2 separate regions of the Homo sapiens genome follow, and region 2 is linked to region 1. A link is a loop called in an ENCODE intact Hi-C map of the cell type or tissue named here. Cell type or tissue: heart right ventricle. All regions are shown on one strand. Links, peaks and the distances in the headings refer to the core of each region. The heading gives the core; the rest is flanking DNA.

What was found. Peaks named below come from ENCODE experiments on the same cell type or tissue, not always from the same donor. Only the 100,000 strongest peaks of a DNase experiment are listed, where the experiment ranks them.
Region 2: a loop joins it to region 1, with 11 times the contacts of the local background. A loop is called at or near these places in 6 of 110 quality-filtered maps.

The regions. Positions count from the first base shown.
Region 1 is chr13:48,780,886-48,786,461 of GRCh38, forward strand. No RefSeq gene overlaps it. Among named protein-coding and RNA genes, the nearest start is that of CYSLTR2, 130 kb to the left of the region's middle. In heart right ventricle, for the core only: no CTCF peak of the experiment used is centred there; a DNase peak (open chromatin) is centred at 2,636; H3K27ac peaks cover 389 bases.
Region 2 is chr13:48,871,927-48,877,502 of GRCh38, forward strand. The region is part of intron 1 of LOC107984559 (a long non-coding RNA gene); the gene reads left to right. Among named protein-coding and RNA genes, the nearest start is that of FNDC3A, 100 kb to the right of the region's middle. RefSeq lists enhancers at 1,529-2,251, 3,068-3,576, 3,577-4,085. In heart right ventricle, for the core only: no CTCF peak of the experiment used is centred there; a DNase peak (open chromatin) is centred at 2,415; H3K27me3 peaks cover 1,029 bases.

The sequences.
Region 1 (5,576 bases), core at 183-5,182:
GTCTGAGAAAGACTTTATTTCTCCTTCATTTCTGAAACTTAGTTTTGCTGGATACAAAATTCTTGGCTGAAAGTAATTCTGTTTAAGGAGACTAAAGATAGAACCCCAATCCCTTCGGGCTTATAAGATTTCTGCTGAGAAGCCTGCTGTTAGTCTGATAGGTTTTCCTTTACAGGTTACCTGATGTTTTTGTCTAACTCCTCTTAGAATTATTTCCTTTATGTTGACTTTAGGTAGCCTGATGACTATACGCCTTGATGATGTCCTTTTTGCAAGGAATCCCAGGAGTTCTTTGAGCTTCTTATATTTGAATGTCTAAATCTCTAGCAGGGCCAGGAAATTTTCCTCTGTTATTCCCTCAAATAGGTTTCCCAAACTGTTTGCTTTTCCAAACTGTTTAAATAAATCCAAATTTGTTTAAACAGTAGCTATTTACTTTGTACCAAAGAACAAAGAACACTTATAATTATTAGATTTGGCTGTTTTATATAATCCCATATTTCTTGGATTTTTTTTCATTCTTTTTCTTTATTTTTGTCTGATTGAGTTAAATCAAAAGCCTTGTCTTTAAGCTCTGAAATTCTTTCTTCTATTTGGTCTAGTCTATTGTTAAAAACTTTCCACTGCATTTTGTAGTTCCCTAAATGTATATTTCATTTCCAGATGTTCTGATTGGTTTTTCTTTAAAATATCTATCTTTTTAGAAAAATTTTCATTTATATCCTGAATCTTTTTTAAATTTCTTTATATTAGTTTTCACCTTTCTCTTGTATCTGCTTGAGTAACTTAATAATCTTTTGAATGTTTTATCTAGTATTTCAAGCATTTCATCTTGTTTTGGATCCACCGCTGGAGAGTTAGTGTGATCTTTTGGAGGTTTTATAGAATCTCATTTTTTCATAGTTCCAGAATTATTTTTCTGGCTCTTTCTCATTTGGTGGACTCTTTCTTCTAATTTTTTAAATTTTTTTATTAGACTTTAATTTCTTTTTTGCCCCCTTGAAGATGTGACTTTAATGTTTATAGTTTATTGTCACCTAGCTTCAGCTCTGAGTGCTTTCAGTGATGAAGACTCTGGATGAGTTCCTTGGTTATAAAGAATCTTGGCTCATACCTGTAATCCCAACACTTTGGGAGACCAAGGCAGGTGGGTCACCTGAGGTCAGAAGTTCAAGACGAGCCTGGCTAACATGGTGAAACACCATGTTAGCTGAGCATGGTAGCACATACCTGTAATCCCAGCTACTTGGAAGGCTGAGGCAGGAGAATCACTTGAATCCAGAAGGCAGAGGTTGCAGTGAGCTGAGATTATGCCACTGCACTCCAGCCTGGGTGACAGAGTGAGACTCTGTTTCCAAAAAAAAAAAAAAATCTTTATGTGACAGCTTTCTCACATGCTGGTCGCAGCAGTGATGTGCTGGGTGTGTGAGCAGTTTCACATCTCCTGTGAGGTTGGAAAGGCAGAAATCTCAAGAAGCTTATTTCATACCCCAGTGGTGTGCACTTAAAAAATTTTTTTCCCTCTGTCTTTTATTAACTGGGTTGAACAATTCAGGCTTCGGGACAGTAGAAAGTGCCCATGGGTAAAAACTAGCTGTGGCTAAAGTAAATAGGTAAATGCAATACTCCAGTGGTTGGCAGAGGTCCCAGCCTTGACAGAGGTGGTTGGGGGAGCTCTCAGTGAAATGCACTAAGGTCTTTTCTGAGGGAAGGGAGGAAGCTACCACAGTTCTCCCTCCAGGCTAGCAGGAAAACAATCTGCTTCCCAGTCACACTCCTGACACAGCGTCCTGGCTATTTTGATTGGACAGTCACCTCTTTTCCTCTCCAAGAATTCTGATGTTCTGCGTAGAGAGGGGTTGTGACTTTACCTCTTATGCAAGCCTGAACCTGGAGGGCACCCATCCTGTGGGGATGCAGTGTTCCAGAAAGGCTGTCTACAGATGCACCCAGGCAGAACTCCCATGGGAGAAGTCAGAGCTTTGTCTGCAGTGGTGGGTGAGAGGGAGAAGTCCTCTTCTCCAATACCCTTTACAAGCACCAGGGCTGCCTGACTGTTGGGTTAAAGCTACACACTTTCCTCACCGATCCCAACACTGTACCTGTGTCTCTGCTGAAAGAAACTTCCCATGAGTGGAAAGTTCAGGGACTCAAGGCCTGTACTTTGGTTTATTTTGTCCCACATGGTGCTCCCTTAATGTGGTACCCTCCCCCTTCCCCTAGGAATGGCAGTCCCTCAGGGCCAGACTACTGTGAATCCTGCTGCTTTTCTGGATCTAGTTACCCACTGGAGCTGCCAGACTCCATGCTGGTGCTGGAGAATGTTTGCAAGGGATCTAGTGATGTGACCTGTCCTCTAGTCTTCCAGCGGTGGGTACCAGCAGCAGCTGATGAGAGTGATAGGTGAGTGACGCAGACTCTGATATTTCCTTGGTTATAAATAGCTTTGGTGTGTTAGCTTTCTCAAATGCCAGCTGCAATAGTAATGTGCTGGACACGTGAACCAACTCAAGACCTCCTGGTTAGCCAGGGTGATGCAGGCAATGACGATAGCTGAATTTACGCAAAAGTTTTCTCCTTCCTGAGTGCTATGTTATTGTGCCTGCAGATGTTGTAATGGGCTGTACCCGTTGGCCTCCAGCCAGGAAGTAGTGTTTGCGAAAGAGCACCATCTGCAGTGGTAGTGGTGGAATTTGTGTTTGTTTTATGTTAGCCAGTGAAGGTACTCTGGTGTCTCAGGCAAGGGGTGGGGCCATGGAGCTCCCAAATGTGCCTGTCCATGGGGTTACATTATTGGGGGGCTGCGGGGAGGGGTGGAGGGGCAAAGATGGCTTGAGGCTGGGTTAGATAAGTCAACATTCTGGCTCTCCACGTACAGGCACAAGCTGCAGCCCCAAAGGGGGTCAGGTAGCAGTTCTCTAGCCGCTAGGGTAATGTTCCAGGGAGGAGCGCAGCTGCCTCTGTTCCACAAAAAATATCCACAAAAGGAGCAAGGGGTAGCAGGGTACAGTAAGCCCCACTCAGCTCCCATGCACTTGGCAAGGCAGGTTTCACACACAGTGTTCTGCTTACAGCAGCTAGCTGGGTTCCAGGCAGCCTGCACTCAGAACTCAAAATTGCCCCAGGCCATAAGCCTTCCCCATAAAGACAGAAACTGCAGCTGTCAGGCCATGCCCTCCTGGTCCACCCATGAAGTGGGGCATCCAGCTTTTACACCCATGATGATAGCACACTTCCCACTCGCCCCTTGGTTCTGGCCAACAGGGTTAGTACTCACCCAAGATTATTTCACAAATATTATTTGGGAGCATCTCTCAACCTGAGACTGCAGCTCAAGTTAGCTGGCAGACTTCCATGAGGTCACCTATGAGATAGGATGAGGAATGGCTTCCCTTTATCCTTACTGGAATATGGGAGTGCACCCCCACCCCCAACCACTATGTTTATGAGCCCACTGAACAAAATTTAGGATGGCTGAAAAAGGGGCTGATGACATGCACAAGTTAGGTCAGCTTCCTGTTCTTTGTTTCACAGCTAGAATGAGCAGATAATGCATAATTACCCCAAAAACTCAGTCCGGATGCTTACTTGGGGGTCCCACCGTCAGTCTCTAAGAGGGCCTACTAGCAAGCCAAGAGATATTTTTCAAAGGTGAATTGCTCCTTTACTTGCTTCAAAACCTTAGGGGAATCCCCTGTAAAAACACCACTGCAACTTTCTACAGGCCTCAATGGACATCATAATCTGTCACAAATACTTTGGGCACTGTTACTCTGCCATTACATCCTTGACCAGTGACAATTCTCTTGTTCCAGGTTCCACTCAAAGTGCTTATCTTTCAACTAGTAATAGGTAGAAGCAGAATACCCAAACATGGTATATGTTTACTATAAAATTCAAACATTTTCACCAAGTAGTTTCTTTTGTCCCATTGGTAGTAGTTACAAGATGTAGCAACTAGTCTTTGACTTTGAAGGTTATCCCAATGTGCCTCAGACTACTTAGCCTCAAAAAACTTCTCTGAGGTATCAAGCCTAATGTTTTATAGGTTTTATCTCCTAACAGCTGGCATCCTCCAACATAGCAACACATATTGGGTTACAGCAACTTTTTGCTCCCCCGACGTCTATCTCATCTATGTCATGGGACACCATGCTTTTCTATGAGATGATGAGATAATCAAGTTCCCTGCAAACTAACTTGTGGCACAAGGTCAGAAAATTGATGTAACCCAGAGGCAATACCGTGAAGGTATGCTGTCTTCCCACTAAGTAAAAGCAGATTACCTCTGGTGTTTTCTGCTTTTGGGGGTAGAGATCAATAGCTACATACCACCACATGCCATGAGATGTCTATACATGTCTCAGTAAAGAGACCATATCTACAAGAGTAATTGCAATTGGAATCACTCCCTGATTGAGGTTACAATAACTTTCTGTCATTATCCAAAGCCTGTTCATTTTTAATACTGGCCAAAATGTCAAAAAGGTATGTGAAAGTACAGTCATCCCTTGGTATCTGTGAGGGATTGGTTCCAGAACCTCCCACAGATACCAAAATCCATGAATGTTCAAGTCCCTGATATAGGCAAATGGCATAGTATTTGCATACAACATATACACATCCTCCCATATACTTTAAATCATCTCTAGATTACTTATGATACCTAATACAATATAAGTGCCATGTAAATAGTTGTCATACTGTATTGTTTAGAGAATAATGACAAGAAAAAACATCTGTACATGTTTGGTACAGATGCAATTTTTTCTCAAATATTTTTTATTTGTGGCCAGTTGAATCCATGGATACAGAATCCACAGATATAGAGGGCTGACTGTATATCTTTTCAGGTCCATAATGATGGAATTTATGTTGTTAATTTTACCAAATACTATGGATTGAATTGTGTTCCCCCAAAATTCATATGTTAAAGCCCTAACCCCCAGTGTGATTTTATTTGGAGATAGAGTCTTTAGCAGATTATTAAGGTTAAGTGAGGTCCTAAAAATAGAGTCCTAATGTTGCAGAACTGTGGCCTTATAAGAAAAGGAAGATTCTCTCTCTCTCTCTCTCTCTCTCTCTCTCTCTCTCTCTCTCTCTCTCTCCCCTTTCCTCTGTCTGGCTTTTTGTGGCTGTGTGTTTGTTGTTTAACCGGTAGATTGAACCCAGTGTTTCTGCCAAATGAAATGCATGGATCAATGCAGCTTGATCTAAAGTTATATTCTTTACTCTTTGGTTTAGTACCTCCACATCTATTTCCACAAGTATTCAAAATATTTGCTGATATAAACTGGTAACCTTTTGCAATTGTTTAGTTATGAAGTCTTTTCCTTCTGGGTTTGACTTTGTAATTGGATTCCCGGTCACGCTGGGTTCTGACCCTGGTTTGAAGTGTAAAAATAATGAGAAGGAGGGAAGATGGGGTTTGAGGAGAATTGGTCAACCCTTTCCAGGTAATTAGCTTAGATAAGGTCATTTTAAAGTTTCAAGCAAAATAACCATAGCCTCATAAGACTGTAAAGACAGCCTGCTTCCACTGACAAGAGAGTGCCAGTGGGGTTTTGCTGTGGAGT
Region 2 (5,576 bases), core at 448-5,447, 91 kb after region 1:
GAGGACCCGAGGTCATAGGTGGATCTCTTCACAGAGTGAGGGTGAGGACAGGGGACTGGTCTCCCAAAGGAGTCCCTCTGACCCGGGTCTTTGGCACCAAATGTCTCACACATCTGTGTGAAGAGACAACAAAACAGGCTTTATGTGAGCAACAAGGCTGTTTATTTCACCTGGGTGCAGGCAGGCTGAGTCTAAAAAAGGAGTCAGCAAAGGGTGATGGGATTATCATTAGTTCTTACAGGTTTTGGGTAGGCGGTGGAGTTAGGAGCAATGTTTTGTGCACAGGGGGTGGATCTCACAAAGTACATTCTCAAGGGTGGGGAGAATTACAAAGAATCTTCTTAAGGGTGGGGGAGATTACAAAGTACATTGATCAGTTAGGGTGGGGCAGAAACAAATCACAATGGTGGAATGTCATCAGTTAAGGCTATTTTCACTTCTTTTGTGGATCTTTAGTTGTTTCAGGCCATCTGGATGTACATGTGCAGGTCACAGGGGATATGATGGCTTAGCTTGGGCTCAGAGGCCTGACAAACCCCTCTGACTATTGACTGCTTTCCTTTCTAGAAACCCTTTACCCTTTACTATATCGTGTACCTCTATCCCTGGGCTGGACTTCTGGTCCATTCCCTGGACTCCTGTTCCTCTGCCTGACACTTCAAATGTTGGTGCTTGTTGGGTTTTCTCAGCCTTTTTTTCATTTGACAAAGGAATATCACTTATCCAATGCCAGCAGGGACTCCAGAATTTTCATACAGGAAGAGATAGGTGATTTGTCTTGATGCTGAGTTTGCTGAGTAGGCTAACTTCTTCTACTTACATTCTCTATGTTTGGAGCAGCTTGTTAAGTGGTGATGTAGATTACAGGGGGACTTAATCCTCCCCCATCTCATCACCCCTTGTTTCTCTGCTGCCAGAGCTTCAACTGCCACCTACATGTGGGGTTGTTTTACCCAATAAGTACTAAAGGCACAGTATCTTTTCAAAGTAAAAGAAAATATTTAAGAAAAGAAAGAAAGGAAGGAGGAAAAGAAAGACAAAAGCAAGGAAGGAGGAAAGGAGAGAGAAGAGAAAGAGGAAAACTGCAAAATGAAATTAATAGATGTTTAATCAACTGCCTACAATTCATATCAAATGTCAGCTTGACTCGTGTATGATTATCTGATATATTGTATATAACATATTTCAGTATATTTTTATATGATGTATGGAAGAGCTTCCAAAAGTAACCATGATTAGAGCCTATCAAACACTTATTTACTGAAAATCCAAGCTAAAACTTCTTCCTGAGCTCTGTACTCTTCTTTACAATTGCCTACTACACACAGTCACCTCAATGACCACAGGAATCTCAAACACAACACATCCCTAAATAAAATCATCTTTCTTCTCAAATGTCCTCTAGAGTTTATGCAGTAAAAATGGAATAAGCTTGAGCATCAGCCAGTTTTTTAGGTTCAAATTTCAACTCTTTGAGTTAGCCATTTTGTGGGAAATAAGAATTTTAAATGGGACTTTGTCATTTACTAATAATTACATTTCGGGAAGGCAAGGGAAAGAGTCCTTACCAACCAGAGATGTAAGCACTCAAAGGCAGTAAACCCTGGTAGGGGCTGTGACAGAAGCTTGTCAGGATATAGTGAGGAACAAGAAAAGGAGGAGTCAAGAATGTATTCGGTGAGGTGGAGAGACTTCTCACAGACAGTAATAGTAGAGCTTTATCTAGAATAAGAATGACTTAAGTAGCCCAGGGCATGGCTAGGAGTGGAGGAGAGAGGAGCATTAGCAAGAATTAGCATGGTCACCTGAGACCACCAACAGGTTTCAGAGCACAACAGAGGAGTTTGGGAGAGGAGCTTGCATCTGATCAGGGATAATGCAGGACCTCGCTTACCCAGAGCCAGAATTTATCCTGAGGCTACAAGTGAGTCACAGAGAACTTAAGCAGGGGACTTATATGATTGGATTTGCATTTGAGAAACATAACTTTGGTAGCCACAAGGGGGATAAATTAAGACCAGACTGGAGGTGGAGAGAATCCTAATAGACAACTGTGAACATTCTAAGCAGGAGCAATGAGTTAATTAAGACAGAGCAGTGAGAAGGAAAGAAAGGGAAAGTTTTAGGAGGGTGTTAAAGGGTAATTCTGACAGTTGTGACTGATGAGGGACTAGAGGAAGCTGGAGAACAGGACTTCTGGGTCCCTGGCTCAGAGGCTCATCCGATTATTAAGAGGACAAAATGAAATACTATATGCCTGGTATATGGTAGAAGCTCAAATTATATTATTTCCCTTCCCTGTTCTCTCTTATTACTGGCACCGTCACTTACTCAGTAACTGAGGCCAGAAATGTGGCAGTAATTCTTATCTCTAGTGCCCTTTATCCTCCACACCCAGAGCTGATGACACTGAGTGAGGCGAGGGGAAGACAGAGACCAGAAAAGGGAAACAGTCCTCAAGGAGTTCACAGTTTCCCTCTGGCCTGAGTGTTTGTTGTTGTTTGTTTGTTGAAGGAGTGGGCAGACAGGAGCCCAGGTTTAAGGTATTTTGTGGCTTGCCCACCTTGGGGGCTTGCATAGCGATGAATGCTAGGTATACTCCTGCCCCACCCACTGCAATGCCAGCTTCTTCCCCATCCAGCTGATTCTCTTCCCAATTTCCCAGCTCCAGTCTGGCTTCTAAATTATCAGGTGCTTGGCTAGTGGCTGAATCTAAAAACATGTCTGAAAAGACCATCCCCTCCCCAAGGGAAATGGTTAACCAGATTTTAAACCAAGCTAAATAAAGTTTGGGGTCATTTTTTGAGGAGGAAGCGTTTTATTTGTATAAGTAGTAAGGGCTGGAAAAGGCAAAACTATGGGGACAGAAAAGAGATTCACTGTTGCTAGGGACTGAAGGTGGAGGGAAGACAACCCAAGAGAACTTTGCAGGGGGGTGATAGAAATGTTCTAGAACTTGATTGTGGGGGTGGTTACTAGACTGCCATTTTTTTTTCAAAAGGCATGAAACTACACTAAAAAGCATAAATTTGACTCCATGTAAATTACACCTCAATAAGCCTGACTTTAAATTTAAAAAAAATGAAGGAACAAATAAATAAATTCCTAAGCAGATAGTAAGGGCTCAGTAAATGTTTGCTAAAGTGATAGTGATGGGTAGTGATAAGGTATCCGGCTGTCAAAGCTGCAGATTTTACTCCTTCCCTGAATATTTGCATTTTAGTAGAGGATTCTTAAAGCTGGAAAAAGCCTTTAAGGCTCAAAGAAGTTTGTCTCTAATAGGATGCATTTTTTTTTTCAAATGCAAAGTATTTTATTGCAAGCCAGAGGGGGAGTTCTAGATGAAAAGAAAGGCTTGCAGGAGAGCTGGGAGGCCGGGAGTAAGGAGACTTTACCTGTCTCTAAATTCGCAAACCTCTGAAAGGAGGGTATGCATTTTAAGTAGAGGCACTCTCCTCTGCCTTTTATCCACCATTTCCATCACAAGCTTTTCCTGGATTATTATCCTGGCCCACGATATTGGATTCTTATTGGAAAAACAATTGGTGTTGATGGACAGAGACAGAAGAGTACTACATCTACATTCAGCTTGGAAAAGAGAATGAGTGAATTAGTGCTCGGCAGCTACAACAGGGGCTATTTAAAGCCAACCCATGCTAAAATCTGTTTCTACCCCACCCCATGTGGACCAAGCCAAATGCCGGCCTTGACCTACCAACCTTTTCCTCTCCTGTTCATTTGCCAGTCAGGTACCAGAGGATTAGAAGTGATTTTAGCTTCGTTTTGGCAGTCACATCTTGCTGATAACCAGGGAACTGCCTGCATCTTTGAAACGGATATTCTCTCCTGTGTTTCTTTAAAAATCGCTCTCCGATCTTGTAATACCAAAGCACCTCGATTTTCTTTTTAATTCAAACTCCCCCATCTGACAGGACAAGGATTCTCTTTTACAGGACACTCAGGGAACTAATTTCTTTCTAAGCCATTCAAAGCCCAAAATGTCGAATTCTTGATTTTTCTTCTGTCACCCTGGACAGGTTTTCCTGTTTCATTTCACCAGAGTGCATGTGAGCACCTGTTTGAACCTATATGATAGCATCTGTTATCCTTGGCAGCAAGAAGTGGAGGAGTCGGGAGTGTGGGAAGAGTCTCTTTCCACTGCTTGCCCCTGGCACCCCACCCTGGGGGAGGAGTGGCGGGGGTCCTGCTTTTTCCTTAGATTAAGTTCATCAGTATTGCCAAAACTGTCCATTCCTCACCCTTCCCTGGGTGGTAGTTCAGGAGAAGGGGGCATTTGACTGCTGGGCTGGAGAGGAGGTGCCCGGTGACAGGAACAGTGGTGGCCTCCTCTCCTTGTCCATCAACAGCAGCTCCCACAACCCCCAATCAACTGCCCCAAGACAGTTATCACCTGGCTCTGTCCACCTCTGTGCTCAAACTGCTGCTCCATCATTGAACTCTCCCTGTCTCACAACCCTTGATCTGGTGCCTCCAGCTCTGTTTCCCTGGCACAGCCCTCTGGGGCTTTCTGAGCCCCTACCCCCTCCCTACCCTCACCAATAACAAAACACAAGACTCAGCCTGTTAATTGCTTCCTTCCTAACAAGAAGTTAGCTTGTTGGCTACACCTGCTGACATTGTTCTAACTTATGCCTGCAGAGTTGATGAAAGGGCTCTACTCCTTTTGAAGTTCAGTAAGAGCTAACTTTTATTGAGTGCTGACTATGGGGTCAGCCAGGGTGCTAACCTTGGTTATGTCAGTTAATCCACATATGGAAACTAAGGAGCAGAAAGGTAGCAGCTGTGATTGACACCTGTGCTTGACCCATAACCATAACTACATTAAATTTTGCCCTAAACAGGTCACTAGTCCTCCCTGCCCTCCCTGCCCCAATTCCCAGGCTATTCTATTTGGAATTAAGCAGGATCCAATGATGAGGGACATCAAAGGCATTTTACTAGTCTGAAGGATTTAGGGAACTCTTCTAGAAAGTTCTGTCATCTGCCTAATCAAGTGATTGTATGGACCTACAAAATCAAAGAAATAAAAATGCCTAGGAAGAGGTCCAGGGCAGGTTACAGACTGTGGAGCACCACTGCTAGATTCCTTTATTTTTATTCTTTAAATTTAGTAAAGACCAGGCACGGTGACTCATGCCTGTAATCCTGACACTTTGAGAGGCTGAGGCAGGAGGATTGCTTAAGCTCAGGAGTTTGAGACCAGCCTGGATAGCATAGTGAGACACTGTATCTACAAAAAAATACAAAAATTAGCTGAGCATTTTAGCACATGCCTGTAGTCCCAGTTACTCTGGAGGCTGAGGTGGGAGGATTACCTGAGCCCAAAAGTACAGGGCTGCAGTGAGCAGAGATACCACCACTGCACTTCAGCCTGGGCAACAGAGTGACACCCTGTCTCAAGTATTTATTTATTTATATTTTGAGATGGAGTTTTGCTCCTATTGCACAGGCTGGAGTTCAATGGTGCAATCTCGGCTCACTGCAACCTCCGCCTCCCGGGTTCAAGCGATTCTCCTGTCTCAGCCTCCCAAGTCGCTGGGATTACAGGCATGCGC